6 separate regions of the Mus musculus genome follow, and all the other regions are linked to region 3. A link is a loop called in an ENCODE intact Hi-C map of the cell type or tissue named here. Cell type or tissue: left cerebral cortex. All regions are shown on one strand. Region 1 overlaps Ralgapa2 (Ral GTPase activating protein, alpha subunit 2 (catalytic)). Region 2 overlaps Ralgapa2 (Ral GTPase activating protein, alpha subunit 2 (catalytic)). Region 3 holds the start of Insm1 (insulinoma-associated 1). Region 4 overlaps Cfap61 (cilia and flagella associated protein 61). Region 5 overlaps Ralgapa2 (Ral GTPase activating protein, alpha subunit 2 (catalytic)). Region 6 overlaps Ralgapa2 (Ral GTPase activating protein, alpha subunit 2 (catalytic)).

Evidence for each region. A loop is a pair of places that touch in the nucleus more often than their neighbours do. Peaks named below come from ENCODE experiments on the same cell type or tissue, not always from the same donor. Only the 100,000 strongest peaks of a DNase experiment are listed, where the experiment ranks them.
Region 1: it touches region 3 in a loop (2.2-fold over the local background); 5 of 42 quality-filtered maps call a loop at or near these places.
Region 2: a loop joins it to region 3, with 3 times the contacts of the local background. A loop is called at or near these places in 2 of 42 quality-filtered maps.
Region 4: a loop joins it to region 3, with 2.7 times the contacts of the local background. A loop is called at or near these places in 19 of 42 quality-filtered maps.
Region 5: it touches region 3 in a loop (2.1-fold over the local background); 8 of 42 quality-filtered maps call a loop at or near these places.
Region 6: it touches region 3 in a loop (5-fold over the local background); 2 of 42 quality-filtered maps call a loop at or near these places.

What each region holds. Positions count from the first base shown.
Region 1 is chr2:146,308,211-146,313,210 of GRCm38, reverse strand. The region is part of intron 38 of Ralgapa2 (Ral GTPase activating protein, alpha subunit 2 (catalytic)); the gene reads left to right. Among named protein-coding and RNA genes, the nearest start is that of A930019D19Rik, 51 kb to the right of the region's middle. In left cerebral cortex, CTCF peaks have their summits at 2,633 (motif pointing left) and 2,930; DNase peaks (open chromatin) are centred at 2,753 and 3,590.
Region 2 is chr2:146,360,227-146,365,226 of GRCm38, reverse strand. Ralgapa2 (Ral GTPase activating protein, alpha subunit 2 (catalytic)) reads left to right here. Exons shown (of 41, transcript NM_001033348.3): 25 at 3,708-3,836. Among named protein-coding and RNA genes, the nearest start is that of A930019D19Rik, 100 kb to the right of the region's middle. In left cerebral cortex, no CTCF peak of the experiment used is centred here; DNase peaks (open chromatin) are centred at 1,569 and 2,035; H3K27ac peaks cover 550 bases.
Region 3 is chr2:146,221,116-146,226,115 of GRCm38, reverse strand. It overlaps Insm1 (insulinoma-associated 1), which reads right to left and starts at 4,119. Exons shown (of 1, transcript NM_016889.3): 1 at 1,096-4,119. The coding sequence starts at 3,850. The coding sequence ends at 2,285. In left cerebral cortex, a CTCF peak has its summit at 2,815; DNase peaks (open chromatin) are centred at 3,532, 4,025, 4,325, 4,871 and 2 more places; H3K4me3 peaks cover 3,461 bases; H3K27ac peaks cover 1,676 bases.
Region 4 is chr2:145,954,510-145,959,509 of GRCm38, reverse strand. All of the region lies in intron 6 of Cfap61 (cilia and flagella associated protein 61), which reads right to left. Among named protein-coding and RNA genes, the nearest start is that of Cfap61, 22 kb to the right of the region's middle. In left cerebral cortex, a CTCF peak has its summit at 1,879 (motif pointing left); a DNase peak (open chromatin) is centred at 1,846.
Region 5 is chr2:146,382,602-146,387,601 of GRCm38, reverse strand. Ralgapa2 (Ral GTPase activating protein, alpha subunit 2 (catalytic)) reads left to right here. Exons shown (of 41, transcript NM_001033348.3): 24 at 219-374. Among named protein-coding and RNA genes, the nearest start is that of A930019D19Rik, 130 kb to the right of the region's middle. In left cerebral cortex, a CTCF peak has its summit at 2,781; no DNase peak of the experiment used is centred here.
Region 6 is chr2:146,353,783-146,358,782 of GRCm38, reverse strand. It overlaps Ralgapa2 (Ral GTPase activating protein, alpha subunit 2 (catalytic)), which reads left to right. Exons shown (of 41, transcript NM_001033348.3): 26 at 698-826; 27 at 1,637-1,695. Among named protein-coding and RNA genes, the nearest start is that of A930019D19Rik, 97 kb to the right of the region's middle. In left cerebral cortex, no CTCF peak of the experiment used is centred here; DNase peaks (open chromatin) are centred at 811, 1,533 and 2,070; H3K27ac peaks cover 1,843 bases.

The DNA of each region.
Region 1 (5,000 bases), 87 kb before region 3:
GCCAATATTCTGGTCAGAAATAAAGACTCTAATAAGAATGAGGAAATGAGAGGGAGAAAGGGGGAGATTTCTGTACTTTAAACATCTTCACTATGTTTTTTAACTGTATCCATGTGCCTGTGCCAGCTATTAATGACCAGCTGCTCCCTTCATGTTCACTGGGACACTGAAGTTCACAGTGCACTTTGGGGAACACCTGAACTGCTTCAGTGTCATAGCTGATGTCTGGAACTTGCTGCTTTATTGACATAAGTCTGATATTTGAATTTTGAAAAACACTAAATACTGTAACCAGTCCTAATTTTGAGTACTAATTGCATTTATTCATTTACCAAACAAACATTTCCTGTGGACTGTCTGCCAAGTTCAGTGCTAGACGCTGGGGCTACTGCATCACCTCAGGGACCCAGGAGCCCAGTCCTTGTTCACACATTTCAGAGATAATACCCAAGGAGTGCACAGGCTAACTAGTCCCCTTCTCTTCTGTGAACAAGTGAAACTGAAAGTTGGGGTGAACAAGAGTCAAGACAAGAGGGGCCTCTCCAAGGAGGACATACCTGGGCAGAACCTGGAGACTTAGAAGGAAGCTGTCTTTAGGAGCATGGGTGCACAAGCCTGAGTGCGTTTGGGAGGTTCACATTGTTTTATGTTAGTCCTGTACAAGTTTAGGTCCATCAGGGTGCCTGTGATGAACCCAAAAGTCAGCTGTGGTGGGAATGGCATTCTAGGTGATCCCCAAAAGAAGTTTCTCAGAGTTCTCATCTTAGAACAGCATGCTAAAGGACCCAGCCAGGGCTGCCTGGTAGACAGTGGATAGGCAAGGAGTGTGGGGGCCAACACATCCTATAAGCCCGTGCAGACCCCTGGGGGCTGAAGAGATCAGCGGTGCCTTGCTGTGAAGTGCCAGTGGTTTAATCTGAGCACTGGGGAATGAGCATGTGGCGAGCCTTTTAAAATAGAAGAGAAAGTTCCTTGAAAGGTCCTGAAGAATAAGCACTCTCCATTTTCCTGCTGTCTTCCAATTTAAACTGTTCTTACATTTGTGCTTATTATCACTCACAGTAAGGGAGTGTTAAATATTGTTTGCAGTAATTTTTTCATCTAAATTATATAATACAAATTTGATAGCAAATCTCTAAGCTTTCAACTCATCACCTGGAATCAATAGAATTTTGCATTTCATATACCATAGGTCATGTGTGCATGTATATTTTGTTCTTAGTAAAAAAAAAAAACTGTACAAAAACTTCTCATCTGTATATATTTTCTTGTTCATGTATGTGTATTTTAGCACCCCTCTCTTTGTTAGTTTGTTGTTAAGCAAGGAATAAGTGATAGTAAGGGAAACCTGGGTCACCTGTAATCTCTTTCCTGCTGTGGCAGTTTGCAGAGCAACTGATTGGCTGTTTCAAGGGGGTAGCACAACTCAGAGAGGGTATGATAGGGCCCTGTGGTTGTCCATGGCTCTGTGGCCATTCACTGCTGCTTTCTTTCTGCATTCAGTGCAAGTTAGGCTTTGGTAGAAGAGAAGAGTGTAACCTCTCGGCTTTTATGAAATCTTGGTCGGTCACTGAGGACACAGTTCTCCTGGCCAGCTGTTCTGGCCATGTGGCCCTGAAAGCCCTGCCTGTAACCCATCCTGAAATCCCCAGAACATGTTGAGGAACTTTGGCTCCAAATGTCAGGCATTGATAGATGTTGTTTGGTTTTTTGGGTTTTTTCCCCCCAAAGCCTGGCAGTATATCCCTTGACAAAGCTGTATTGGTATGAACCCAGGCTTGTTAAGGAAGGAAGCAGCCTGGGTGTGCTGCCCTAGAAGAAAACTTCACTTCAAGACCAAATATCAGAGAAAAAAATTACTGCTCCCTGCTTCCTTGAGATACAGGTCACTGAGCTGAACAATAACAAAAAATTTCCTTGTCATCCAGACCTTTTTATATAACCACCCTACGTCCCTGTTTTGCTTCTACTATTTAGATTACAATTGTGAAATAGAACATTGACAAGCTACTCTGTTCTTATCGGTGTCCCACACTTTCTAGGCCATTCTATGAACAACAGTCATGTTGTTCATACCTTCGTAAATCCTTTACCTGGGGCCACTTGGTTTTTTTTGTGTAGTGACTGTATGCTGGCCCATGTTGAGCTGATGACACCCGAAGCAGACAGCCAGTGAAATTACTTAGTTATCTCTGCCTCTCCAGTCCTTCCCCAGGTGGCCGATGTTTCACTTCCTTAGAATAAACTTGATTAGGATCCAGTTTCATGTAAATTTTAACTAAAAGTAAAAATGTGAACAGTTAAGTATCAATCTGACTCTGTAATGTTTTTTTTTTTTTAATTCCCTTCTGATTAACTGGGGATTGGAAGTACTGCCAAAAAAAAAAATTGTCTTTGGGGGGCTTTTTGTTTTGTTTTGTTTTTTAGCAGTAGATCTAGCTTTGGGTCAAAAGAGTTCTTGTGTACAGTTCTCTTGGCTAATGATCAAACAGTTGGAACTGTGTGGCAGAGGCACATAGAAGACTGAAAAATATCATTGTCTCCCATAACTTAAAAAACAAAAAATGTGCCCACAGTAGGACTGTATATGGAAAGCGCCCTCTAATGGCTCAGCCCAGCCCTCCTGTGCCTTCCTGTAACCTCCACAGTGAGCTGAATCAGATCTGTCAAGCATGCTTCCGTCCCGTGGCCACTGCACGGCTGAATAGTGAGAGCCAACACACCTACCATCTGCCTCTTCCATCGCTCGCAGGGCCTGCTCCTCTGCCTAGAGCACAGTAAATGGGAAGCTTGCCACATGTTATGTTTACAGTTCCCAAGCCAGCTAAACATTCCAAAATGAAACTGTGGGCTGCTGATAGAAGTTCCTATAAGCATTTGAGCCAAGGGCTTTCATTCTCCTCCTCAGAGAACTTGTCTCAGGGAAAAGGTTCCCTTGCCATATGCAATGTGCCCATTAGGAGGAGTTCACCCCAAATCAAGCAGATGGTGGCTTTCTAGAATAAATGTCCACTTCAGTAGAACAATAGTCTCCGTTTCATTTGCTATCTCTACTCTGGAACTATCCATATTTGATGGAGAGAGTCAGTGTGCCTAAGAAAAAGTAGTTTTATGCCTTGTTCTGTCACAAGTGAAATTAGCTTTCATTGTTAGCTAACAGGTACATGAACATATGGTAATACTAGAGCCTCTCTTAGATATGTGAGCTTAATAGCATTCCTAGATTCTGCTCCTAATGTACACAGCTTCAAAAATGACCCTTCCCTTTAAAGTTCTAACAACCCAAGTTCTTTCTTCTCCAGTGGGATCCTGAGCTTTTCTTCCAGGACAGACCTTTGATTTCTTCTGCCCATCTCCCCTCACTGTAGGAAGGAAATCAAGCCATACCATGTGTTCTGTTTCACCATGCACAACCAATTATGCATGTGTCAGCATTTGCAGCCTTCCTGCCATGTGCCAGGCACCATCCTAACCACTCAGAATATAAATGTGAATAAGATATTCCAAGGGAGAGAGGACACTGTTTGCTTATGGACTAGGCTATGAAAGCCCATTACATTTGAGAATGACAGATGCTTCCATATGGCAGAGCGTAGGATAGGCACATGCAGAAACAGGCACACAGCAAAGACAGAGGCAGCGAGAGCCTGCACAGAGCTGTGGGAGGAGTTCTGTCTGGGAGAGAACAGGCAGGGCCTGGTCTGTAGCAGTGGCAAGGGGACAAGTTGGAACCTATGCAGGGGTTGGGCTGATCCAATGTATACCCATAGACAAAGTTCTGTGAAACTGTGAAAGAGTAGGTTTTGAAGGAAGAGGTAGCCATAGAGACATAAGAAAAGGGAAGCCCAAGGAGAGAGAGAGAGGAAACATTGCTTTCAGCAAACTGGCCACACAAGATGTATACTAGTAGTTGGCTTCGTCTATCACTGAGGCCAATAGTCTCAGGTCTATGCTGAAGGTGGTGGGTTTGTACTAGAGTTTGTATATAGAAGGAGAAAACTGGGTGTAAGAGGACTGAAAACTGAGTTACCAAAAAGGGAAAAGTTAAGACATATCTCCGAAAAGAAGGAAGACACTTGTGGGTGGGATCGAGTGCTTATGGATGGGAAATTAATGAGAGGGAACTAAACTGAAACAGACTGAATGGCAGGCACAAAGCGGCAGCTGGAAGGCATGGATGATACTTGAGGAATTGGGGTCCTAAACAGTCCTACAACAAAAACTTGTAATGGCTAGCTCTACTGCGTGGTATGGACTCTACAGCACATTCTACTATAGGCAACAAATATGTGCCACATTCTTGACTGGCAGCTAGTCTCATCTTTCAGAAAACAAGAAGCAAAACGCAAAATGCAATACATAGGATTCATTTCTTAACAGTTTGAAAGAATATTGTGACTCTGAGTATTGCAGGAAATAGTGGGTTTGTACTAGAGTATGTATATGGATGAGAGAAAGCAGAAATAGGACTGTCCTCTAGACACGTGCGAAGCGGTGCAAAAACTAAAGTTGAGAGGGCCAAGTGCTACATTTTCCCATGGGTGAATAGAAGACTAAAGAAAGAAAAAAAAACAAGAAGTAAGAAGTGGAAAATTCCTAATAAGTGAGATCTTTAAATTATAAAGTTTAAAGTATGTGGTATGTGGGGGCTCGCACCTATAGTCTCAGCACTCCAAAGGTGGAGGAGGTAGAATGTCATGAGTTTAAGGTTACTTTCGGCTTCACAACAAATCCAAGGCCAGTCTAGGACACATGAGACCTGTCTCTAAACAAACAAATAAATAGGTAGATAAAATTTAAATTATTTCCCTGAAGAAGAAAACGGAAAAGCATGAAAGAGCAGCCAAAGTACTTGCCCAGGAAGTTGGTTTCTGATAAATTTGTGTTTAAAATCTACACATTAAGATTAAAGGAGGAGACCCAAGTGCTATAAAGATCAGCACTCTAATAATGTCCCCAGAGTCCCCAGCTTCTGGAGCTGTCATGGCACAGAGAGTACA
Region 2 (5,000 bases), 140 kb before region 3:
CCCCAAGTTATATACACAATCTCTAATTGCTTGTTAAAGGGGTTGTCTTAGGGTACTGATTGCTAGAGCTTTTTAATTTCTGGGGTAATGTATGATCAAAGTAACTTCTCTATGTTATCTCTGAAATTTTAAAAAATACCTTCCCTCAGTAGATTATTAAAACATTCATTCAATAAATTATTAGGGGGCCAGGCATAGTAGTGCCTCCCCCTTTAATCCCAGCACTTGAGAGGCCAAGGCAGGTAGATTTTTGTGAGTTAGAGACAGCCTGGTCTATAAAGTAGGCTGTTACACAGAGAAACATTGTTTCAAAAAAACAAAAACCAAACAAACAAAAAACCTAACTAAATAAATAATATTGAGTGAACCTTTGAAGTACGTTATATAGAGTAAAAATTCTTCATTTTGAAAAACATTGCTAGCACTGTTTACTTCTGTACTTTGAAAGCCTCCATAAAACATCTATTTGCATCTGCATCCCACTGCCTACTGCTCATTAAGGAAGGGTCATCTCATCTTAGGGAAGAGAGAAACACATTGCTTTGGGGGTGACCCACAGTATTGAATCCAGGCCTTGTGGCCTCAGTTCTAGAGTACTTCACAGGGTTTGAACACAGGGAAATTTCCCAACAGTGGTTACAGTAGAGTCAGCCTTGAGAGAAGGAAGGAATCATTTGATAAGAATAACAGCCTTTTTGTTCATCACAACCCATCCTTACAACTTTCTCAGGCCAGGTGGAGGTGGTACAGCCATGGTGGTTGGCCCTATGACATTGTAAACCTCCGTTTTAAAGACGAGTGCCTATCTCAAAGTAAGGACTTCTGGCAGCTAGTGATGTTTTTACAAGAAATTCATCATCATTTGCTTGTTAATACTATATTGTTTTAAAGAAGTTTCTGACAAAAGGTAATCTTTTTCTATTGTAACTTTACATTTCAAAAATGTGAGTCACTTTGAAAAAATGTACTAGACAAATCCTGCTTGCTTTATAGTGAGGCTACTACAAAGGGCATGAGGACTAGCCCTGGTGTGATGGGTGCGTGCTGAATGCCATTCTGTCTTGTTCATATGGAAAGCCCTATAGGCTATGTAAACTATCAGACCAGGAAGGATTTTATTTTGAATTTTCAAAGATTGATGGTAATACCTTGAGGTGGAGGAGTTAGAGATGAGTGGAATCGCTTCTCGGCCTTTTGACTGAGATCAAATGTAGAGATGAGTAGAGCTCATAGTGCATGGTCCTCTGTTGGGAACATGGATGGCAGATGCTCTCCTGAGTGCCATGTGGCTACTCCTAATTTTAAAGTGTTATCTCAAAGGTAGACCTTTTGGACTGCTCCATTTCAGTGTAGATAAGCAAAGTAAGCCAGCATGTGGTGGTAATTTGGCTGACTGGTCATATGGCCCCCTCTTTAACCCCCGAATTAACCCTACCCCAGTGCTGTCCTTAGTGACTATTGCAAAGGCACACTTTCTCTCCAGGCTCTGTCTTACGTGGGTGGTAAAGTAGGGCAGGCTTGCCATCTGTCATTGTCCCTCTTTTTCCCATCTCTTTGCCCATAGAAGCAGGTTCAGTTGAAGTCACTGGCCCAGGTCCAGGGAGTGGGTGAGCCCTGTGACTTTATCTCAAGTACTTTGTCTCTGCCATCTCTAGCACCAGTGACAGTTTTGTAGTTTCTGAGTGTATGGTTTTAACCCCCCTAAGTCTTTCTGCATACTCACCAATGAAGCAAGTTTATAAACTATGGTTTCAGCTTATTATTCAATTCCTAGTCCCCACAAACCTATTCCAGAAAACCATCTTTAAACCAAAATTTCTAAATTCCAGTGGTGAAAATGGCTCATTTGAGTTTAGTGTGTGCTAAATGCTTAAAGGTTTTTAAAGCCCTTAGGCTTCAGGGTTTTAGCTCCTCATCTCACCAGATGGAATTAAGGCAAACATAACAAAGCTAACATCATGGCTGTTTGCATTATTAATCTTCAGATGCATGGCATTCTGGTACCTTGCTAGCCAGGTTTGCACGAATCCATTCATTGCAGCATATGTCAACAGAAATGTGCTTCCATCTGCTGCTGGAAAGCTTGATGCCTGATATTCTGAGACAAGGCCCCAGCACAATGCATACCTCTGTGAGTAATTACAGGTGTGTGGTGAGGAGCCCAGGGCATTAATCAGAGGCTTAATTATGAAAAAGGTAGATCTTTTGTTCCACTCCTGGAGCATGAGTCTACTACACACTTTCTAACCTGCAGCATCCATCTGCTCAGCCCAGAGAATGTTTGTCTTGGCTGATATAGACCCTAAAGTGTATCGCAGGATGTGATTAAAACAGGCTTAAATATTAACAGGGAAGAAACCTTGGTTTAGGGTTTTTTTTTTCCAATCCCTTCCTTTTATCTATCTGTCATCTATCTATCACATATTTTCCTCTTATCTTTTATCTATAAATCATATATATCCATTTATTTTGTGTAAGAAAACGTTCACTGAAATGCCAAACTTCAAGTTTTAAACTAAACTACTTCTCATAAGTGAACACTAATATAGTAAGCATTACATGGTCATTTGAATCATGTAAATAGTATTATTTAATGTTAATTATATCTTCTGTAAGAAAACATGTCTTGGGAAAATGTTATGTGAGCACATGGAAGTTGTGTTTAAGAAGACAAATCATAAAATGAGGTGAATCTTACTATGAAGGGCCTAAGATAACTATGGAAATTAATATGTTGCTATGCTTTGCTCTAATAGTAAGTCAGGATTTGTTCAAGTAGCCACACTGACAGCCAAGGTTCTTACATTTTGCTATTTACTTATATATTGACACTAACTATTAGCTGCACTACAGCAAGTCACATAACTAAAGTACTTCAGCATGTGGTTTCGATTTGTGTGCCTGGCCAGAGTCTGTGCAAAAGAAGATTGTAGTTTTCATACTAATCCCATTTATACATGCACATACTCACACAGATGGCTTTAGAGGGGGTCTGGGCTGTAATGGTGTGAACACTATCCTGTGGTGGATTAGATCCACCAGAAGCAGGAATGAAGAACTCTGGCTTGGGGGCCGGCCAGCCCTCCACGGGATTCTATTATAGACACAGGATGGAGAGCTGTCAGGGAGATCATCCTGATGCCGAGCTCTGGCAAATGGCTGCTGTTGGCTTTGTGTTTGCACCTCTTGTGCACATCAGATCTGTGGCAACTCCCTGACCTTAGTGTCTCATGAATGTTACACCATTACCTTAACACTACCCACATTCCCATTTGTTAATGCCTGAAACTCACAGGAGTGGTCATTTCCATACCTTTGCCTATAAGCTTTTCTAACAGTGTGCTCTAACCTCTGGGGACTGAAGCTAAAGCAGGAGCCCAGTTTTTATTTTACTGACAGGTGTTTGCAAGTTTTATTTATACGTCTCTCTTGGCACACCTGTTCAAGGAGCCCATTGTTAAGTGGAATACAGGACAGATGTTTAGCTAGCCTCGGTGTCACAGTGTGGCTTTTGGTGTCTCCATTCCCTTTACCAAAAGATATGTATGAGAACCATTGGAATTATGCATCCCCCGTACTCTTTCGCACAAAAACCTAACAGAGTGTTCTGCTATCTTGTTAGTGGTAGTCATACATACATGCAAAAAAAATCACTTTGGAATTTTGTTCTTGACATTACAGTTGTGTTTCCTTATTTTCATTTTCAGGATGTCTTAAACACCATCATAAAAAACTGCTCACCCCGCTTTTTCTCCCTGGGTTTGCCTGGCTTCTCTATGCTGGTGGGGGACTTTATCACTGCTGCTGCCAGGGTCCTCAGTACAGACATGTTGGCGGTGAGTATGACAATGTTCAGCATCCCAGCTCCTGGGAGACTTCACAATTGCTAACAAGGCTCAGATTTCTCCACTCTTAACAGGTGTTGACTCATTAGTGCGATGTGAAACTGGGCTCTCAGAGTAGATACCCTGGCAGCTGATCTGTGAAATTGTAGGATCAGATGACATACTGGTACTGGAAAGGCGTTTCATCAAAAGGCCAAAGTGTGAGAAATCATATCCCCACTAATATGTCAGCACATTTACAGGGAAGCAGGGCCTATCCTAGAGACACTTATTAGTATTCTCTAGTAAATGATATTATGGTTATAAATGCAGTAAAGAGAGAATCTGAAGTGTTTGTTTGAAGTTATGTGTTGTTGTTTTATTAATAGTTTTGGCTACTGTGGATCTCATAGAAATAAATAGAATTTTGTGGTTCTAGATTTGGAATCAAATCTAGGGCGCCTTATATGTCAAGCTACCACTAAGATATAAAGATGATGAGATTTTGATTTACCAGGGATTTACATGAAATTAGTATGAGTAGTCACAATTCTAAACTTTGTCTGATACATGGTTAATTTCTCACTTTCCATTGGAGGTGGTTAATGCTTGTAAAATTAATAATTTGTGTTCGAATTTTTATGCCTTAATATTTTCTTCTGAGACTAAATTAGAAAGTAAAGAGATTGGGAGAGACAAGAACAAAAGGGAAGAATGAGAAAAGGAAAAAAATGAGTAAGAAAAATGTCCAATTTCTTTAAGATGCCAACTTCCCCCTCTTGATTATTTCTGAATTGGGGGAAATCATCTTTAAAGAACCTTCTTGCTAAGTGTTAAGACTTCAAGTTGGCTTGGAAAAAATGACTTGGTATAGGCAAGACAATCATACTTCGTTAGAATTTTATTACTTGCTAGGAGGAGTTCTGTAGAGCACACTACAGCCCTTTATGCTATACCACACATAGTGGTGCTCCCTGTGGACATGGGTCTTTTGCATACATGAGCTATTGAAAGTAGCTTCTAGACATAAGTTAGTCAATGGGCATATAAAAAATACTCAACATCTTTAATCAGAAATGCAGATTAAAACACAAGATAATAATTTCTACTGTTAAGAGTTGCTGTCATCACAAAGGACAATAAGTATTGTTGAAGATATAGAGGAAAGGTAGTCCT
Region 3 (5,000 bases):
CATTTCCCCAGTAGACAGAGGACCACTAGTGAATGTGAAAGAGTAAGTCACATTTGCATGTATAAAGATGAGTACTGGTGAATTCACACCCTGTGGTCAAGGGCAAAAATGTCGAGGCCAACGCAGATGGCAGCTGCTGTTCCCGGAAACAGGTCTTGTCAAGCGGGTCAGACTTCATGTTTAAAAAAAAAAAAAGTTCTACTGCCACCGAACATCCATACATTGCCCTGTAGCTCAGATGGGGTGGTTCAGAGGAAAATCTTTATAGACTCCATATTTCCGTCTGAATTCCTTGTTCCCTGCCTGCCCCATCAGAGCTCTTCTAGGGAGATCAGCATAAATCTCTTGTGTCTCTTTGGAACCCTAATGAGCATTAGGGGGAAAAAAAAAAGCAGGAGAGTGACACAAAATCCAGAGCACACTGGTTTGTGCAGTGTGGTTCTGCTCCTTAATCGCACTTTCCAGAATACTGTGGGTGATCAACAGAACCCTTCTTCAAAGAGCTGAGTGACAAATAACGGAAAACATTGTAATTGCCTATTATTAAATTTAATACCCCAAACAGATGGTGTTCACTCCCTCGCCCCTGCTCCTGCGCCCAGTGGTTGGCTTACCTGACTGGAAACTTATTTTAGAGCCCTCTCTCCAAACCCAGTCGCTAAACTTGTGTTACATCCATATATACAGTTTCTGCCTTCTCCTACTTGGCCCTTTAGAATAATTAAAATTCTCCCCCACTATATTTGAGGAATGGCTATGACCAAATTACAGACAATGGAAGGATATGCTAAAGAAAAGTGGTGCCCTGTATCTGCTGTGCAGAGGGCAGTTTCTTTTGATTTCTTAGGCACACCTGAAAGAATGCTTATGTATGGCTGGCTCTCACTCACTATCTAGTACATTTCTGTCAGAAAGGGCAGAATCTAAGACATACAGGTTCAGCTGTGAAAAATCCCCGATTCTTGTGAGAGAGGAGGAATTTTCCTAACCATCGGAAGAAGGGTGCTTTTAAGAAACCACTAAAAAACACCATTTAAAATCTATTTTAGATCCTCCTTGGAGGGAACTACTTGATGCTGAAATAAGACCACAATATTTTGACTTTGAAAATATTTTATTTGAATAGTAAATATTTATACAGTTGAAACAGTTCTATCGAAGCTTTCTATAAATAGCTAACAATTAAGAAAATAATGTATGTAGAAAAGAGATTGCATTTAAAAGTAAGAGCTGTCGGTTGTACAAGGGCCTTGGGGCCCCTCAAGCAGAATAAAATGGTATGTTGTCTGTAATTCCCTCGATAGATAGAAAAGTTAAAACTTTCAGCAGACCCCTCTAGAAAAAACGATTCTTTCCTAAAATGCACAGTGAAATGTCAAAAGTGGCAGGGGGAAAGCTCAGAGAGAGAGAGAGAGAGAGAGAGAGAGAGAGAGAGAGAGAGAGAGAAAGAGAGAGAGAGAGAGAGAATCTGCAATCAAATAATATCATAATCTTCATAATTAATATAAATAAATAAAGAATAAATAACAATTGTGCATCAATCAACATATACATGTCAAAGGAACTCAATAGCCCTACCTCAACAAAGATGATTAAACCAAAAGTCTTCCGGGATATACTGAGGCAGTTACTACAGCATCTCGTTAGAACTCCTCCCACCCCCAAAAAACAATCCCCAACAGACAACAGGTCAAGGCATTTGTGGCTATACTAAAGAAAACTCTTTTTTAAGCAATTTGATTTGTTCACATACAAAAAGGTAAAGCCAGACTCCAGCAGTTCACAAGCCATAATAAAGCTAATCGTGTGGGAAGTTCAATTTACAGCCTGTGAAATATAAAGGCATTTTATTCCTCAAGATTCACCCAAAACAACCCGTACGCTACAGACATAGAGAGCAGAGATTGGTAGGCAGAGCAAACCGCATTTTCTAGACCATGAACACAGCGAATACTAGCAAGAAAAACAGCTTTGCCCCTCAAAAGGAGGCGTCCAACCACGAGACAAACGTATACAGCATTTTTTTCCTCCCCTGTACAGAAAGAGACGGACTCCTGTTGCGCCATGGGGCTTGGGGGGGGGGGCACAACGCAAAGGGGTTGGGGTCCAAAGGAGTCACAGCGAGAAGACCAGGTGGTCATGCTCCACCGAAGCGAAGCGAAGAGGACACTTTCACCCTGGAATGGGAGTAGGGGACCCCCAGATCAGGCATGGGGGGCGCTCTCTCTTTGTGGGTCTCCGAGTGAAGGCACAGTTCTGGGGGCCCCCGGACCGAGGGCGCACTCTAGCAGGCCGGACGCACAGGCACCTGAAGGAGGATCACCTGTCTATTCTCAGACGGGTGGCACTTGTTGATGTGCCGGGTCAGGCCCGGGGAGCTGTAGAAGGTGGCCGGGCAGTACTTGCAGGGGAACACCTGGGCAGCGTGCAGCAGGCGCAGGTGGCGCTCCTGGGCGCCCTTGCTGGGGAAGGTCTCCCCGCACACTGGGCACAGGTGGCACTGGGCGGTCGCACTCAGGCCCAGCACGCCGGCCGCCTCGCCGTCGCCCGAGGCCTCCTGGGGCGCCTTTTCGTCGGGCCCCGCGTAGAAAGCCAGGATGTCCTCGGCGGGGGGTGGCGGCGGCGGCGGGGGCGGGGGCGCGCCTTTGGCCTGCAGCGCCTGGTGATGTGCCAGCAGGTGCTTGCGCAGATAGGCCTGGCGACGGAACTTCTTGGCGCAGTGGTGGCACTCGTAGAGCCCGTCCTCGGAGCCTGACTCGGATACGCCGCCAGGGCTCGGCGTGTCCCGATCGCTGCTGCCGCCGCCCGCAGCCTCGCGCGCCTCCGCCCTGGTGGCGGCTTCTGGCTCTGGCGCGCGGGCCGCCGCGGGCACCGGCCGTGGTTTGTGCCAGCGGCGGTGCGAGGCCAGGTTGGCCGGGCAGCTGAAGACCTTGGCGCACTCTGGGCAGCGGTACTCCACGCGCACGATGCGCGAGCACTTGTGCTGCGCCAGCGCGAACGGGTCAGCGTACTCCTCCTTGCACAGCTGGCAGATGAACTCGCCCAGGGGTCGGGTCGCGCCCCCCGCGCGACCCCGCGGCGCCTCCACCGGGCCCTCCTTGATCTTGAGCCCCAGAACCGGCGACGTGGTCACCTCGTCCTCGAAGTGCAGCTTGCGGATGGCCTTCGGCTTTTTGGCGCTCGGGGCCTTGGCTGCCTTGGCGGGCGGCTCTGTAGCGACAGCGGCGGGGGGCGCCGGTCGCTTGCCCGGGGGCCGCAGGGCCGCGGCGGGGGACAGTGGAGGACCGGTCCCAGGACCCCGGGCCGCCTCGGCGCCGGCGGAGAACGCAGTGCCCATCTTGAGCTCGGCGGGAGCGAAGAGCAGCGCGTCTCCGCCGCAGGTGCCGCCGCCGCCGCCGCCAGCGCCGTTGGCGCCGCTGCCTCCCCCTGCGAGCAGCGCGGCGGGCGTGGGGAAGGACTCAGCGGACACCGGCGAGCCCAGGTTGAAGCTGCGCTCGAAGTACTTGTGCTTCTCGTGCTCGCGGCTCACCGGCCGCGTGGGACTGTAGAGAGGCGCCGGGTGCGCAGCCTCGGGGTTGCCGAAGTGCGCGGCCCGCGGGCCTGGCGGGGGTGGCGGCGGCGGGCCTGGCGCGCAGGCGAGCGCGGCGGCGAGCGCAGCATGGGCGCGCTCCGCGAGCGCCGGCGGCGGAGGTGGCGGCAGCGGCCCGGGGCTGGGCACCGGGGGCTCGGCGCGGGCGCCCCCGCAGCCGGGTGACAGCAGCAGCGCCCGGTCACTGTCCTCGCCGCCGCGGACCCGGTAGGACACGGGCGTGGACTTCTTGCTGCGCTTCACCAGAAACCCGCGGGGCATGTTGGCGCGGTGAAAAGGGCGACGCACTGGTTGGGTCCCACCTCCGTGCTCGGCCCTGGCGGCCCTCAGTGACCCCAGCCCATCGCCTGCACGCGGCGGCTTCGGGACTCCCGCAGTGCCCGCGGCTGCTGGCCCGGCTCTGCGCTCCGCACGCGCGTCCCTGTCCCCGGGCCCGGGCGCCGCTCCCTTTTAACGGGGGGAGGGGGCCATTGTTCTCGCCTCCCGCTTCCCCCAGAGCCAATCAGAGCGTCCGCAGCTCCTCCGCCGACGAGGGCGGGAGGGCGACGGAGCGGCAAAAAAGGGGCCGGGACTCGAGGGTCGCCCGGTAGGTGCGGCAGATGTACCTGAGGGCGCGGGGCCCCAGCGCGCGCCCCTCGGCCGCCCCGCCCCGCCCCGCCCCGCCGCGCCCGGCGCCGCCGCCCCGCCTGGCCCAGGCACACGCCCGGCCCCGCCTCCCTTCACGGTCTGCTGCTCCTCTATGGGGAGGCGCACGTGCCTGGGCTTTGTGTGTCTCCTCCGGGGGGCGCGGAGCCGCCAAATGGGCCCGTCCATCAGCACGACAATGTGCGCCCCCCTCCCGCGCGAGGATTACCCGCGGGTCGCGAGCTAAATAGCAACAAAGGAGAAGAATGGCCCCAAATATGTCAGGAGGGTTCAATCCGCGAGCCGGAGCCCAGGGGGAAATTGGGCGCGCTGATGGGGTGGGGGCAGGGGCGACCCGAGGGCCGCGGCTGCTGCGGGAGAAGGGCGCGGGAGCTCCGCGCGTCGTATGGAAAATCATCGGCAAGGGGAACGCGCAACTCAACTCCGGACAGCCAGTGGCCCGACCGTGCTCTGGCCGCGGGAACCCGGGCTTCAGAGAGTAAACACGTTGAGCCAGCGGGCTTCGGCGGAGCGCCGGGTCTGGGCTCACGGGCTCAACCTGCCGGCGGGCCTCGAAAGCTTCTCTCGAGTTGGAGAAACTGTTGGCATAGCACGTTTTCGATCGCCCTCGGATGCGAGGCTGCATCCCTGGCCTGCTGGCTGGCTTCCAAAAGGAACTTGAATATCTGAAGTTACGTTCCTTTCCCTAATATGCCTGAAGCCGGAGGATTGGCATCTTTGCCAGGGTCGGACCCAGGCTTCAGGAGCCTCCTCGCTGTCCAGGGCG
Region 4 (5,000 bases), 270 kb after region 3:
GGGTAGCATATGGGGACAGCAGACAGATTTCCATGAGTTCCAAGCCACCCTGGTCTACATAGTGAGTTAGAGGACAGTCAATGCTACATAATGAATTCCTGTCTCAAAAACAAAACAGAAGAAAAAAATAATTTGAGATGGTGATGTTAACTACATTGATGTACATAGATTTGATCATTATATAGTGTATATTTATATATGTACTTAATAAAATTGTAGCTCTGAGTTTTCATGAGTGTGTATATGTGTGTGTGTTTGTAAATGTTTCATACGGCGAAGAAACACATATTCATAATCTTAAACTAAAACAAATAATACTCAATATTAAAATCAGGAATAAAGATCTGGAGAGACAGCGAGCCCTGAGCCTAGCCGTGAACCTTCCACTGCACATAACAAAGCTGTCCAAAATCGGACCTTAATAGCAACTCTCCTGGGAAAAAAACAAGAAGCAAACATCCAAAGCTTGGAGTTCTGAACACTGTCCCTTAAGCCCGTCTCCAAAATGGATAGAGGAACTTGCTCAACATACTAAATGCATTCCTTGGGGTAATCGATAATTTAAGATCTTGCATCATCCTTAGCGCTAATGATAATGGATGACATCAGCCTCAAAGTCTCAAATGGCATATGACAAAGGCCTGCCTCACAGAAAGAACACCTCGGCTAAGGAGAACCATCCATGCAGCAAAATCTCCAAGAGCCAGCACTCTAAAGCTGTGAGCACTGCCTACCGGGGTCAGACGAGAGGACAGCCCCGTCTCACTGTGAGCGAGGGTGGCAAGTTTACTGGGCGCCCCACCCTGCCATTTGCAGGGTGTATCCCATCCCCATGGTGATGACCAATCTGGGGTTAATAACTCCATCAGCACAAAGAAGACTAGAAACAGAGTTCTGAAAAGCAGCCATTCCTTTGTATGTTCATTCAGAGTGCTGCTTGGGTGGAGAATTCATGTGCTGGTCAGCGCTATCAACTATAAAATACTTTACTTTTAGGAGAACAGAAGGTCTAGCCCAGACAGACTTGTTCTCTTTTTGGGCACTCAAGTGTCCATCAGACCCTGAAAAACATGCCAGATCCCCACCCCCCCCCAAAAAAAATGGAGCTGAATTCAAGCCTTACAACCAATAGGCTGGCAAAGATACTCACTTGGCAATTTGTGTATCTTTCAAACTTAGGGCGTGGCAAAACTAAGAATGCCCTGTGTGGTGGCTCTAACCAGCCTTCCGGAAGACGAACATATTCATCCTTCACTATGTCACCTCGCCAGGAGGTACATGGTGGCACCCTAGAGCCCAAGAACTCTTCTTAGCAACCCGGTCAAGCCTCTTGGTGACAGTTTCGCAGACTGCTTCATGGCTGCAACATCTTGTCCTTTCTCTATAACCAGCATTCTAGAGGGAAGGCACAGGCTGGCTTCCCTTGAGGCAGAGAGATGTGTGTAACACAGGCTGCTAGCCAGGTCACTGTGCAAATCCTCAGGTGGGAAATATTACCCCAGCTCGGCGAGAACAGCACAAAGGCAGCCTGCATGTCCAAGAAACGTCCCAGACCCTTCTGCTGGCCTCAAAGCTTCTTCTTTATCTAAAGAGGCTGCACTCTCCAGTTAGACTTAAAAATATACTATTAAAAGAAGTTGCTACTTTAAATGTCACAAATACATTTTACTGTAGTGTATTTGAAAAAAAAAAGGAAGAATCCAATTTAGTTCTAAAGAATACAGCTTGCTTTGTCACATCATGCTTTCATCAAGAACAGTGTCTCAACATAGGACAGGGCAACATAAAAGTTGTTGCCAACTATATGTTTCTTTTTCATCCTCTTGCAGCGGAGGCGGGAGAAGTACCCTTTCCTTTCCAAGATCTCTTGTGCCCTCTAGTGGTCTTCTTATGGAAATTAACTTCCATCCTTTACATGGTCCTTTCTAGAACTTTAAAACTGGTGTTTAGAGTCAGTTAACTTCGGATCATTGGAAAATGTGATCTTTTTAAGTGAGGTGGATTTTAAAATTCCAGACGTTCTGAGTGATTAGAAGGGCTTCAAAGCATGCAGCAGGCCATGTAAGTTCCCATCATCCAGACCGCTGGGGTCCATGTGCCAATCTTGACAAAGGCAATCTACAGCTCCTGGAGGACTGTCCACCAAACCATGTCTGGCAGGGGGACTGGTGACAAATTTCCCGGGGCACAAGAAAAGCCCCGGCTAAATGCTGTAATTGTTCTACATTTCCTTTTAAAATGGGCCTGGATCCTCTTAACTTAGAGGTCAAAACATCAAATCCCCAGGAGCTGCTTAGAAGTCAAACTGGAAAAAAGCGTGAGACCATCAAATGTCTCGTAAAACTAACTTCTGGGGCTGGAGGGGTGGCTCAGTGGTTAGGAGTGCTGGCTGCTCTCCCAGAGGACCCGGGTTCAATTCCCAGCAACTACACCATTGCTCACCACCATCTGGAACTCCAGCTCCAGTGGACCCAATGCCTTCTTCTGGTACCAGGTATGCACATGGTGCAGGGACATACATTCAGAACTTTGTCTATTAAAAAGTAACTGCCTCAGGAAATGAAAGGTAGGTCTTTGTTGTTGTTTGGGTTTTTTGGTTTGGTTTCGTTTGGTTGGGTTTGTGTAACAACCCTGGCTTTCATGGAACTTAATTTGTGGGCCAAGCTGGCCTTGAGAAAGGTCGTTTTTAAAAACAAAACAAAACAAAAAAGCTTGTTTTAAATGTTTTCTTTTTGCCTTTTAAAGGTTAAAGTCTTAAATTTGTATTAATACAAATGATACACACTTGTGAGATGTGTGTGATGATTTTGGTACAAGTGTGCAACTGTAACAATCAAATCTGAACACATCTTTATCTCCTAAAACATTTACAGAGCTCCTGATTTCCTCTCTCCTGATAAAGAAAATTTTCATCTATTTGAGTCCACATGATTAACTGTAGTCATCTTTAAATAGGCAGGATGCCAGGCAGGAAACCTCAAGCTACTTCACAACACTACCAGACAGCATATAACCCTTCTCTTGACTTAGTCTTCCTTAAACCCACAAGGACCCGGAAAAGAAACCCCTCTACCACCACCGCTCCAAGGCCAAGCCAGTCTTTCTAAGCCGGGAACATCTCACGTCCACCACCGAAGATTAATTGAGCACACTGTAGTTTTTAAAGGTGTGTCCAGTAGCAGCTTTGCTTTGTTTCCAACATAATGAAAGACAGGGAAGAGTAACTTCCTTAATTAGTGTCTGAGTAGAAGGGCAGATTACAGCATCGTTTTCCACGCGGCTAAATCAAAGAGACAGGAGAAGGGATTACGGTGTTCATTCATTTGGTTCTGAATATGTTGCTAGTTAAATAGCGGAGGGCTAATTACATCCCCAAACCCTTCCCTGGTTTACTGTCTTAAGAACTGTGTTCATCACCATTAATTATCAGTGCAAGTGGCTACTGATGAAACAGATGTCAAATGTGGAGAAAATAAGAGTAATGTGGTGGCTTAAGAGGCGTGCGGCCACGCCTACTCCACCACGCTGTGCAATAATGCCTTTGTGTTTCTAGTGCTCTTAAGGGGGTAGGGTCCACACAAAGTTTCAAGATTTTAGACCCACAAGTTCTAAAACTCCAATCTGTTCATTTTGGATAGGGGGTTTTAAAAACGTTACATTTCTTTTTTTTTTTCTTTAATTTATTTATTTAATACATGTGAGTACACTGTAGCTGTCTTCAGACACTCCAGAAGAGGGAGTCAGATCTCATTACAGATGGTTGTGAGCCACCATGTGGCTGCTGGGATTTGAACTCAGGACCTTTGGAAGAGCAGTCAGTGCTCTTAACCGCCGAGCCATCTCTCCAGCCCTACATTTCTATACCTTCTTCAGGCAAAAGCATTGTCTGTGTCACTGTCTCCACCTGAACTCACTACTGTGCCCTCCTCTTATTGCATATGCCCCCTCCTCGTCTCTTTACACTGGGACAACATCCCCCTTGGGATTTGGTCCTTCGGATTTTCTGTGGTGTGAGCAAACAGAACAGTTAAGCCATCAAAGGCTGATGATCACGACAAGTTATCTAAAGGTTTATTTCTAGCTTTGTGGGCCCCCACTGGAAGGCCATAGCCCATGCTACAAAGTCTTAAGAGAGGAAAATGGGAAAAAAGAAAGAAAGAAAAGGAGAGGATGAGAAGCCAAGGGAGAAATTGAGATGGGATAGGAACTATCGATTGCTGTAATTGAGGGTTAGTACTATCAACTTGACAATATCTCTAGCATCATTGAAAGGTAACTCTCTGGTCACAGCTGTGAGAGACTATCCAGGTTAGGTTAGTCTCTGGACACAGCTGGAGAAGGTTATCTTGATTATATTTATGGAGGTAGGAAGCCCTGCCCACAGTGGGTGGCACCATTCCCTAACTGGGATCCTGGATTGTATAAACCTAGAAAGAGAGCCAGGCAGTAACAGGAGTTCCTGCTGTCTTCTGTTACAGTGTAACCACTGCTTCAAGCCCCTGCTGCCTTACTTTGCCACGCCTGGCTGTAGTCTTCAACTGTGAACTAGAAGGATCTTTTCCCCTTAATTTGCTTTGTCAGGGTATTTTATCACAGCTGCCTAGGAGCCAGGTGCTAGACTGAGGACAGCTTTTGTCTTTTCTCCTGTTTACCTATATCCTCAACAGGAGGGAGGGTACCAGGGAGTATGTCCACAAAGAAATTACCTTACTAAAAGGAATAAAAAATGGATCATTTTGATAGGCTGCTCGTGTGCATGGCACTTTGAGCACTGTATTTATAAACAACTTTTCTAATGGAAAAAAAAATGTCTTGGAGAACATGAGTAAGTCTTACTATTCCTCTGGAAAATGATAATTCATAATATCCAAATGAGTATACTAACTATATGTAAAAAACAAAACAAACAAACAAACAAAAACAAAAACCAAACAACAAGAACTTTGGAGGGCCAGTAAGAAGGCACAGCGAGCAACGATGCTTGCTGACAACCCAGAGTT
Region 5 (5,000 bases), 160 kb before region 3:
TGTTTATTCTTTATTGCAATTTCCTCTTCCCTTCTGAAATTGAGTTTAAAAACTCTAATTGCCCAAGACTGCATGTTTTGAAGACAGGCTGGGTCTTACTACAGCCAGCTCATCCCACATCTCTAAACAACTCTTCAGGAAAACTGAGAAGTAAATGAAATGTTGAAATGCTCTGCATCTGGACTTGATTTAATCTGGAAACATCATCTCCTTGGCAGGCTACAACTCTGCCAAATGAATATAAAGAAGGCAAACTGCAAGCCTACAAACTGATCTGTGCCATGATGACCAGACGCCAGGATGTTCTGCCAAACTCTGACTTCCTGGTGCATTTTTACCTTGTGATGCACCTGGGACTAACCAGCGAGGACCAGGTATCCTGTGATTCCTTTATCATGGTGTGCCATAATGGGAAACTGCTTGTCACGCTTTATATGTACCAAGGCTTCTGAAAATATACCAGAAATGCTTAGATCCTCAGTAGTTTCCACTTTTCACACATAGGTCTTCAAAAGTCTGACCAGGGCGTCTCCCATTCCTGCTTCTTCCCCTCACCATCTCTGCATGGACCTAACTAAATCTGAACTTTATTTTACAACCCATATGATCCAGTCTCTGCCTCTATTGTCAACTTGAAAATACCATCTCAGCTACTTTTTCTCTGTGGTTCTGGTCAATTTAAAAATATTTGGAGATTCATGTTTTAGTAATTGAATTCTTTTTATGAGGTACAGTTTTCCTATGAACTAAGGGTTTTGGCAGTTCTTGATGTGGAGTTACTTATATTTCTTCCAAAGAAATAGACATTTGGTTAAGTAGGAACAAAAAGGTTCAAGGCCTTCACAAAGCTACAGTCCCCTTTGTAGATCCTGGATTTAGGATTACAGGATGTGGCCAATATTTGTCCTGCCTCCCTTGGGAAGTCCCCTAGCACTTGTGAGGACAGGAAGAGTGATCCAGATAGGCATATATATGGACTTTTGAAAAGTGCTATTATTATCTTCTCCCTCCCTCTATCCCTCCTTCCTTCCCTCCCTCCCTCCCTTCCTTCCTTTCATATGTGGGGCTGTGGGCATTGTGTGTGTTCAAGTATGGAGGTCAGATGGCACCTTGCAGCAGTCACATGAGTCCTGGGGATTAAATGTAGGTCACAGATTTAGGAGCAAGCTTGGCATTTGTTTTTCTTTAAAATGTACTTCCATTTTTCCCGTGCTGGAGAAGTGGTCACCATATTCTGTGGTTCCCAAGTACAAGCTTTGAGCTGTAATCATTGAGCTTTGTTTTAGCCATGACCATACTGTCCCAGTGAGTTGTTCTTGTCATGTTTGCTCTAAGCAGCATCGGAAGACAGTGATAACAGCAGCTGGGATTGGACCCACAGATTCATTCACTTATTTCAGTAGATGTCTAAGTAGGGATATTGTGTGCAGTCCCCTGTATTCTCTGCTTAACTATTCCCAGCTGACCCTGCAGGTAGAAGCACCTCCTACAGAATGATGCCATACAGGACACCTAAGAAGATTAATGGGTAGAAACAGGAAAGAGAATCAACTCCAAAGATAGTAATGAGCTCCCGCAGTGTAGGCACCACAGTAGGAAGGTTGACTTAACTGCGCTCTATGTTAAAATAGTATTTTGATAAAGATTCTTCATGGAAAATATATGATTTGGGAATAATGGTCAACTGTAGAATTTTCTGATATAACAGCAACAACAATAACAACAACAACAGAACTGAAATCAGCACAAAGTAGTAGTACTAGAATGGTTTTTTTTTAGGAAGTTGCGTAAGAGCTGTGAGTTTGAAATCATGCTCTGTGTGAAGTGTTGGTGTGAAGTGAAGGAGTGAAGCAGGAAGTACGAACTCAAAGTAGCATGAGTATGTCTTTATGAATTGTTTGAAAACATTTTATTCAGGAAAGGTGTTGAGATTATATACTTAAAATTGTCTTCACATTTCAATGTACATCATGTTTTCAGTTAAAGGAAGACAGTTGTCTTGTAGACAGCACAATGGCAGCAGCAGTCCCATCAGTGCAGACATTAGGGCAGAATGGGGATATCATACATCTCTAGTCTATAATCACCCTATTGTGTGCACCACTAGGAGTCTGGATTTTTATGTGGCTTTAATAGAATTAACTATTTTACTTTAACCTTACAATTATTACTATATATTTTAGAAGCCCCAACTGTCTGCCAAACAGAATTACCCTAAAGTGAACTTTATTTCTTTGCCAGAAGAAATTTACCCAGAGTCCTTCTAATGAAAGAAACCTTTCTTATTTAAGTAAAAAATGTCTCTGGTTAATTAGTTTAACTTTTGGCCCACATGTTTAAGTAGATCATGGTGGTTGTTTTAGAAGTTATATGTACTTCTGGAAACACACGCTATATTCATTATAAAAAGAAAAGAAAACATTTGCTACAGAGAATACAGTTAAATTCAATTTTGTAATTGGTAAGCCGTGCACCTGTGGCTGGTACCATGTCAAGGCTTGTTTCCATGCTGTGAGAGTTGCAAAGAACCACACTTCCATCTATTGTGGCATGAAAAGGATTTGTTTATGCAAAGGGAGAAGTCTAGAGACTATCCTTGGCTTTAACAATAAATAATAGCAAATACTAAGTTTGCTATTTAAATTAAATACATAATCTATAAATAATGTGTTACATGAATAATTAAATGCAACAGTTAGGTTAAAATATTAGTATTTTAATTTAACCTCTACTAGTTTTATTTTACAGAGAAAACACAAGATGTGTTTTCTCCTTTGCCCTCTGGATGGCACACTTGTCTGCTCAACTCAGTTAAATAGTTCAAACTGGCCAGAAGAGCCAGAACCCTGTGACAGTGTGTGTGCAGCATGGTGGTTTACCAAACGCTTCTCCTGAATCTGATAGAATTGGGGTTGTAGCCACAGTGCTCAGTGAGATGCTGAGATGCAAACAAGTGCTCAGACATTAGATAGCTTTTCAAATATTGCTGAGACTCAAATGCAAAAACTATCCCCTCTCTCTCTCTCTCTCTCTCACTCTCTCTCTCTCTCTCTCTCTCTCTCTCTCTCTCTCTCTCCATATATGTATGTATGTGTGTGTATATATATATATATATATACATACACACACACACACACACACACACATATATATATATGGTCTTGTGTACAATCATGTAAAAAGCATGACTGCATCTAATATTATACCAAATTTGTTATGTAAGCCAAACAGCCAGAATGCCAAATGTAGTACTTCTAAAACAACATTTGTAATAGTATTAGTTACATCACTAACTTATTTAATAGACAGCATAATGGCCTTATCAGATGGCCTTTTCTCTCTCGCTGTGATGTAGTGTGGGTTTGTAATGTGCATGATTGTTAAAAGAAAGAAAGAAAGAAAGAAAGAAAGAAAGAAAGAAAGAAAGAAAGAAAGAAAGAAAGAAAGAAAGAAAGAAAGAAAGAAAGAAAGAAGGAAAAAAATCCATAAAATGGAGGGGTTTTCCGTGATAAAGATTCCCCACCTACACCCTAGTTTTTTTAAGACAAGCTCTCAATGTAGCCTTGACTCACTATATAGATTATGCTGGCCTCAAATTCATTGAGAACTGCTTGCCTCCCAAATGATGGGATTAAAGACCTGCACCACCATGCCTGGTCCTGGATTTTTTTCAGTGCTAGTAATGTTGTCACTGGTTCAAAGCCATGAAGGATCTTCCTGTTGCCTCTCCAGCCCAGCTGCACTGTGCCTGGAATATTGGGTGGAGGTGAGGGATGTTCCTGTCTCCTAGTGCCAGACCCTGTACCAGGAACAGTGTGGTGTCCCACTCATTCTTCTCCACACATAATATCTGCCCTATTTTATGAATAATGAAAGCACAAAACATCTTGAGAATTTTTGCCAAATGCCATGTATTCAAAAGGATGTTAGAATTCACAGAAAAGCTTTCTGGACCCATTGGGCTTGTCTTTTCCATTGACTGACAGCTAACTTGTTAGTCAAACACTCCTTGATCTCATTCCTCCCTTGTTTGGTTTTGCTGGGCCATATTCCTTCCCCTTCATACTCCTCTCAGAGTCCCCTCTGACCTTCAGATACCTTCCCAGTTGCTGTCATTTTTCCACTTCTCTTCTAAAGCTGTTCTTGGTTGCTCTCAGTTTGTCCTAATGTTTAAGCAGCTTTTTCACCTTAGTCTTCCCCAAAATATTTTGACATGAAAGGAACTATGATTTGGATTTATTAAAAACATTTCCTATTAATTTCATGATTATTTAAAACATATGGAAAGATCAATACGTGTGAAATGGAAAAGGACAGTTGAGGAAAGGAATTTTATTTTCATGTTTGTAAGAACATATATCAAAGACTGGAAAGTTTTCTTTTCTTAAAATAAGTAAACTATTTTTTAACAATGACTTACAGATTTACCGTCTTAATATAATTTAATTTGTCTGTTATACATCAAAGTTAAGTTCTCTTTTAAATGCAAAACTTACAGTAAAACAAAGTTATTGTTACAAATTTGCATATAGAAATTTCGGGAAATGTGGATCTTTGTCATTGTAGTCTATAATGCTATATTATCATATTTTCTAAGGCAGAAAAAAGAAAACCAGCATGAAACTTTCCTCAGGTGAAGAATGTATATAGTTCTGCTCTACAATAATCATTGACATACAAATTTGAATAATATCAGCATAATTTTTGATATGGTAGAATATGATATGATAAAGTATAACTGTAAAGAGCCTTCAGGAGGGCTGAGTTTTCGTCTTGGCCTTCATGTCTTAGCCAAGTCATTTGGCCTCACCAGGCCCTGGTTCCATAGTGTAAGAGGAGCATAATCATAGAGTTTTACTTCCTTTAGTAACTGTGAGTCCTTATGTGAAGATTGAGGGCAATTAGTGCAGTAGTTCCAAGAACCTCATGTATTTCATTTTTCCAATAATTGAGTACTGTGTTTGTTTCATTACCCATCTGCCATCTTACATTTTAATATA
Region 6 (5,000 bases), 130 kb before region 3:
AAGTACCCCAGAGGCCACATGGTAATAGTACTTATACTGCAAAGGGGCTGTGAACCTTGTTAGACGCCTGCCTCTGAGGTCAGATGAGACTGAGACTGGTGGTATCCACTGGGTGTATACCGTGGAAATACTCACCAGTCCTGATGTTAGCCAACTTTAGCAGCTCACAGTACTCATTCCAAACCTTCATATTTAAAAACTAAGCAAACCATTGCATACTGACTTTTATCTCTGATGCCATGGCTCCATTCCTAACTGATATCACTCCCCCCCTCCCCCCGCTTTGGATGACAACCTCCAACTTCCCTCCTTATGAATGTCCTTGCTTTTTACTTGAAAAAAATAATGTTAGGTTGTTCTCATTGCCCCGCTCTTTCAAGTTCATGAACTCCAAAATTATTTAAAGCAACCATGACAGCCATTTGTCTTTCTAACTGAATGAATCTGTAGAACAGTTTTTATAGCACTTGTTTATGTCAAATGTAGAAATGCTTTCTGTTCGCTGGAGGTTTGCATTTTCATTTAGGCAAACTTCTCGGCCTAAACATCCACAAGGAAAATAACCAGAGATAGTTTAGCACTTTATACCCAGAAGGAAAATGATAAAGATTCCCTCTCAAAACCAGGACAAAGTAAAACATGCTCTGCCAGCTTCCAGCCTATGTAAGAAACGTGGTGTTTCCCTCCTTGTGTGCAGGCACCCCGTTCAGAAGCTCTCACTCTCCTTGGTTCCCTTGTCTGCTTCCCAAATACCTACCAGGAGATCCCTCTGCTGCAGTCAGTGCCAGAAGTGAGTGATGTTGTCACGGGAGCGGAAGACGTCAAGGTACATAACTGAATCTTGAGTTTAGCATCTACAGCTGGAGCTACATCACTGTGTCTTCCATCCTATGCACTGACCTACTTTCCCCTGACATATGCTGTATCTTTTGAAAGCTTTGGTAGTTGTTTTCAGAAGTGTGTTGTATGAACTGTGAATGTATCACAGTCTTAGCATATTGCAGTTAGACCTGATAGCTCTGTTCCTCTGGTGGTTTTTTATTAGATCTGTTTATCGTTCCTAGGGATCATAATTATGTAATGAATCATCATTTGCAATAATTCTGTTAGCTTAGTTACGCTGCATTAGTATAGCAAATGAATTTACAAGAAATAATTCCAGTAAGCTAAATATTCAATTCCAATTGCTGGCCTGATTAAATGCTACTAATAACCTGAAATTCCAAATTATTTCTTGGGGAATAAAAGTAAAATTTTTTTTTTTTTTTTTTGGTCCTCAGCTGGCTTTTGAAGCAAACAAAAAGTCCCCGCATCAGTCAGTCAATCCATAATACCTGATTATAATCTGTAATTCAATGTACAGTGTCTAATCCAATCAAAATAAAATGGAGATTTTCCTATCTGGAAGTCTCAGATGCTTTGCTTGATTTCCACTGGATCCCTAGAAATGCTGTGCTGCAGATTGGCTCGGTTAACCAGGGAGGCACTTGCTGAGGTGAGCCAAGTTCTCCCTGAAGGAAGGGCTGCCCGAACTCCCTGGCCTTTTGCTAGCTCCAGGGTGCCTCTGACATGGTCAGCACATGCGGGAAACCAACAATGACATCAAATTTTCATTTACTGAATTTTGTGTTTTTAGCATTACCTCATAAATATTTTACTGAAGAATGCTACCGAGGAACCAAATGAATGTGCAAGGTAAATGATGAACAAGAGGTAAACTATGTTAGAATTTTAAGATGCACATTTGTGTATAAACAGTTAATGTTTTAAAAACTCCTTTACATTTCTCTCACACGCACTGAAATGTATAGTAAGCATTGTGTCAGAAAGTTGCTCTGCTTAGCTGCTCAAAATGTCATCATTACATGTGAAAAGGATGAAGTGAAGAATATTATAGAGTACATTGTCTTTTACATAAGAAAACACAAGATTAGAAATAACTGATGCTCTCAGTAAGGGGAGGGTAAAGCAGCAGTCCATCAAAGCTGTGTGTTTCCGGGAGGGATTCTGAACTGCAGAGGTGAGGATTTGTGTCTCAGGAAACATTTGGCAATGTGTGGGAACGTTGGGTGCTTCTGCCAAGCATCTAAGACTGCTACAGTCTGTGACCAAGATAGGCGGCTTTCTAGGCCAACTGTGGTAAAAAGTCCCCACCTCTCCTCTCGAGGAGAAGCAACACTAAGAATGCAGGTTGAGAGCATCCCTGTCTAAAACTCAACTCCCAGCCTCGTCAGGCCACTTCCGCCTGTGAGTGTGTCTCAAGGCAGTTGCACAGGTCATGGCCCTTAGGCATGTGGGAAGGCAGAGGTCTTATAACTCTTTAATGTCTTGTGCACTCCTGTGATTTTAAATTTTGTTAATTTTTGCTCTTTGTTTTTGGACTTTACCTATCTTCAGTAGATGGATTAGTCCAGTTTTCCTAGTCTGCCATTTTCATAAGCTATGTGCATTACCAGTTTGTTAACATTGAACTATACTTGGGTATGAGATACACCCACCTTGATTCATAGATTCTGGTTCAGAAAGTTATATTACCCCCAGCTTCTGTAATTTCCCATCCCCATCATGCCCTCATGCTGTTTGGATGTCAGACCAGAAGGTCATAAAACACATAACGGCTCTTTCTCCTCCACATGCAGATTATTTTTTGCAGCAGTAGATTAGTATCCCCGTGTGCTAGTATATCTCACTAGCAAAAGTGTCTGAGAATGTGTCCATTTCATCTTTGCTGTGAAATATTTGTGTGTTCTCTGGTTGTATGACTAGTCTTGTCAGATTTGTCACCGTTACTAGGCTTTTTAAACAGTACGTTTTTGTCTTTGCTTACCTCTCTATATTCATTTTTATTTCCAGCTTTGAGCTCTAAAACTCTTCTACTTTTGATTTTATTCTTTTGCTATTTTTAAAATATGTATACTTGGTGTATTTTTAACTTTTTCCCTTTAACGTTTACGAGTACTGGTAAGGGTTTATTGGTAAGGGCTACCTTTTGTAAAGTTTTAAGTTTTAATATGCAATATTTTCAATTCTGTTTTTTCTACTTTTTATTATGACTCCTTCATGGGATTGTACTTTTTATTAATTTCCAATTATATGGTTATTACTATCTTTAAAATTTTTAGAATTTTTAAAATTTTATATAAATTAGTAGTTTGCCTGAAACTAGATTTATACATGGATATGAGCTACCATGTTGGTGCTGAAACCTGAACTCTAGTCCTTTGCAAGAGCAACAAGTGCTCTTAACTGCTTACCCACCCCACCCTCTGTTTCTATCCTTTACTGCTACATTTGTTTCAAGTGATTATAGTGCACACCAAAATGCATATGTGATGACTGCCAAGCATCTAAGACTGCTACAGTCTGTGACCAAGATAGGTGGCTTTCTAGGCCAACTGTGGTAAAAAGTCCCCACCTCTCCTCTCGAGGAGAAGCAACACTAAGAATGCTTACCGAGCATTAGAGTTAATATTTATATTTGTTTTATGCCCCCATGTATAATGAGTTTTAGCAGATAGCTCATATATTCTCGAAAAGAATGTACATAGGGGCTAGAGAGATGTATGTCATTAAAAGTACCTGGTGTTCTTCCAGAAGACTTGGGTTTGGATCCTAGAACCCACATAGTGGTTGACAATCGTTTGAGTTCTAATCCTAGGTGATCCAGTACCCTTTTCTGACTTCCTTGTACACTACAAATATACATGCAAAACACCCGTAAACATAAAAATGAAAAATACTATGTTTAAAAAGATCAAGAAGGGAATGTATCTACTGTTCTTTATTAGGCATACTGTTCTAGGTATAACCTTACAGTGTTTTATGTAATCTGCATTCCTTATCAGTTATTATTATTATTACTATTATTATTACATAAGTCTATATAGTTATAATGTAATTAATAGTATATTATTATTAATTGATCATTTACTAAAGTTATATTAAAAGCTTCCCACTGTTGTATCTTAATCTATTTTCTAGTATTTCTGTCAGAGACTGTGTTCTTAGTTGCATAGACTTTTGAAATTGTCCTATCTCTATAGAGAATCAAATGTATTTATGTTTGTACAGATGATTTGTCTTATTTTAGAGACCACCTTATCTTGATTTCATACTATATAATACTTGTTACCTTTTAAAAATAGGTTTTTTTGTATTCTCTTTTAAATGCCTTTGCAAAAGCTATATATAATCTGGATTTTATAATTGTATAAGGTTGTGTAATCTTCATTATCTTAACTGAAACTTTAATTCATTTGTATTTGTTATTGCTAGTGATCTTTTGCATGTTTGTCTTTTTATTTAATATTTTATTTTGAATTGGAGCTCCTAAGTATTTCTCCTGTTTATTACCTTTGTTTCCTGACTCTTTTGCTATGCTTTTTTTTTAAATTGGCTTTTAATTTTTTTTCCATAGTCAATTTCATTGTCTTGGATTTCCATTTAGTTCTCATAAAGACTGTTTATAAAATGTAATATGGTTTTAGCAGTCTTGAAGTTAGTCTGTCTTTACCCTCTTCTAAACAACATGTCCCCTGCAACATAATCCATGTTCTTCCTGTCATTCCACCATTCCTGACCCTACCCCCCCCTCCACGTGACCTCCCCTTCTCTGCTTTACTCAGCACAGTAAAGTGACCCACAGCAGATTCCAGTCAGCCTATCCATGCTTTTGATCATTTCCAAATTATTTACCTGGTCATTTTCATGACTCTTGGCATCCCCAGCCTTAGCTATACTTGATACCTCAAGTTGGATGTCTTAATATTCAAATGTAGCACAACCATAACTGAGTCTTCTAGTGCCTATGACGTGCTTTGCCTTATTAAGCCTCAGATTTCACCTCAAAAACTGAAAATATTATCTACTCAGTTTTTCAGCCCAAGGTCTTGTGTAATATCTTTTGTTTATTTTCTTAATCTATCAAATTATCCTTATAATTCCTTTCCTTAACTTGTTTTATTTCCTTTCCCTAACTTGTTTTATTTATAGAAAGTCAC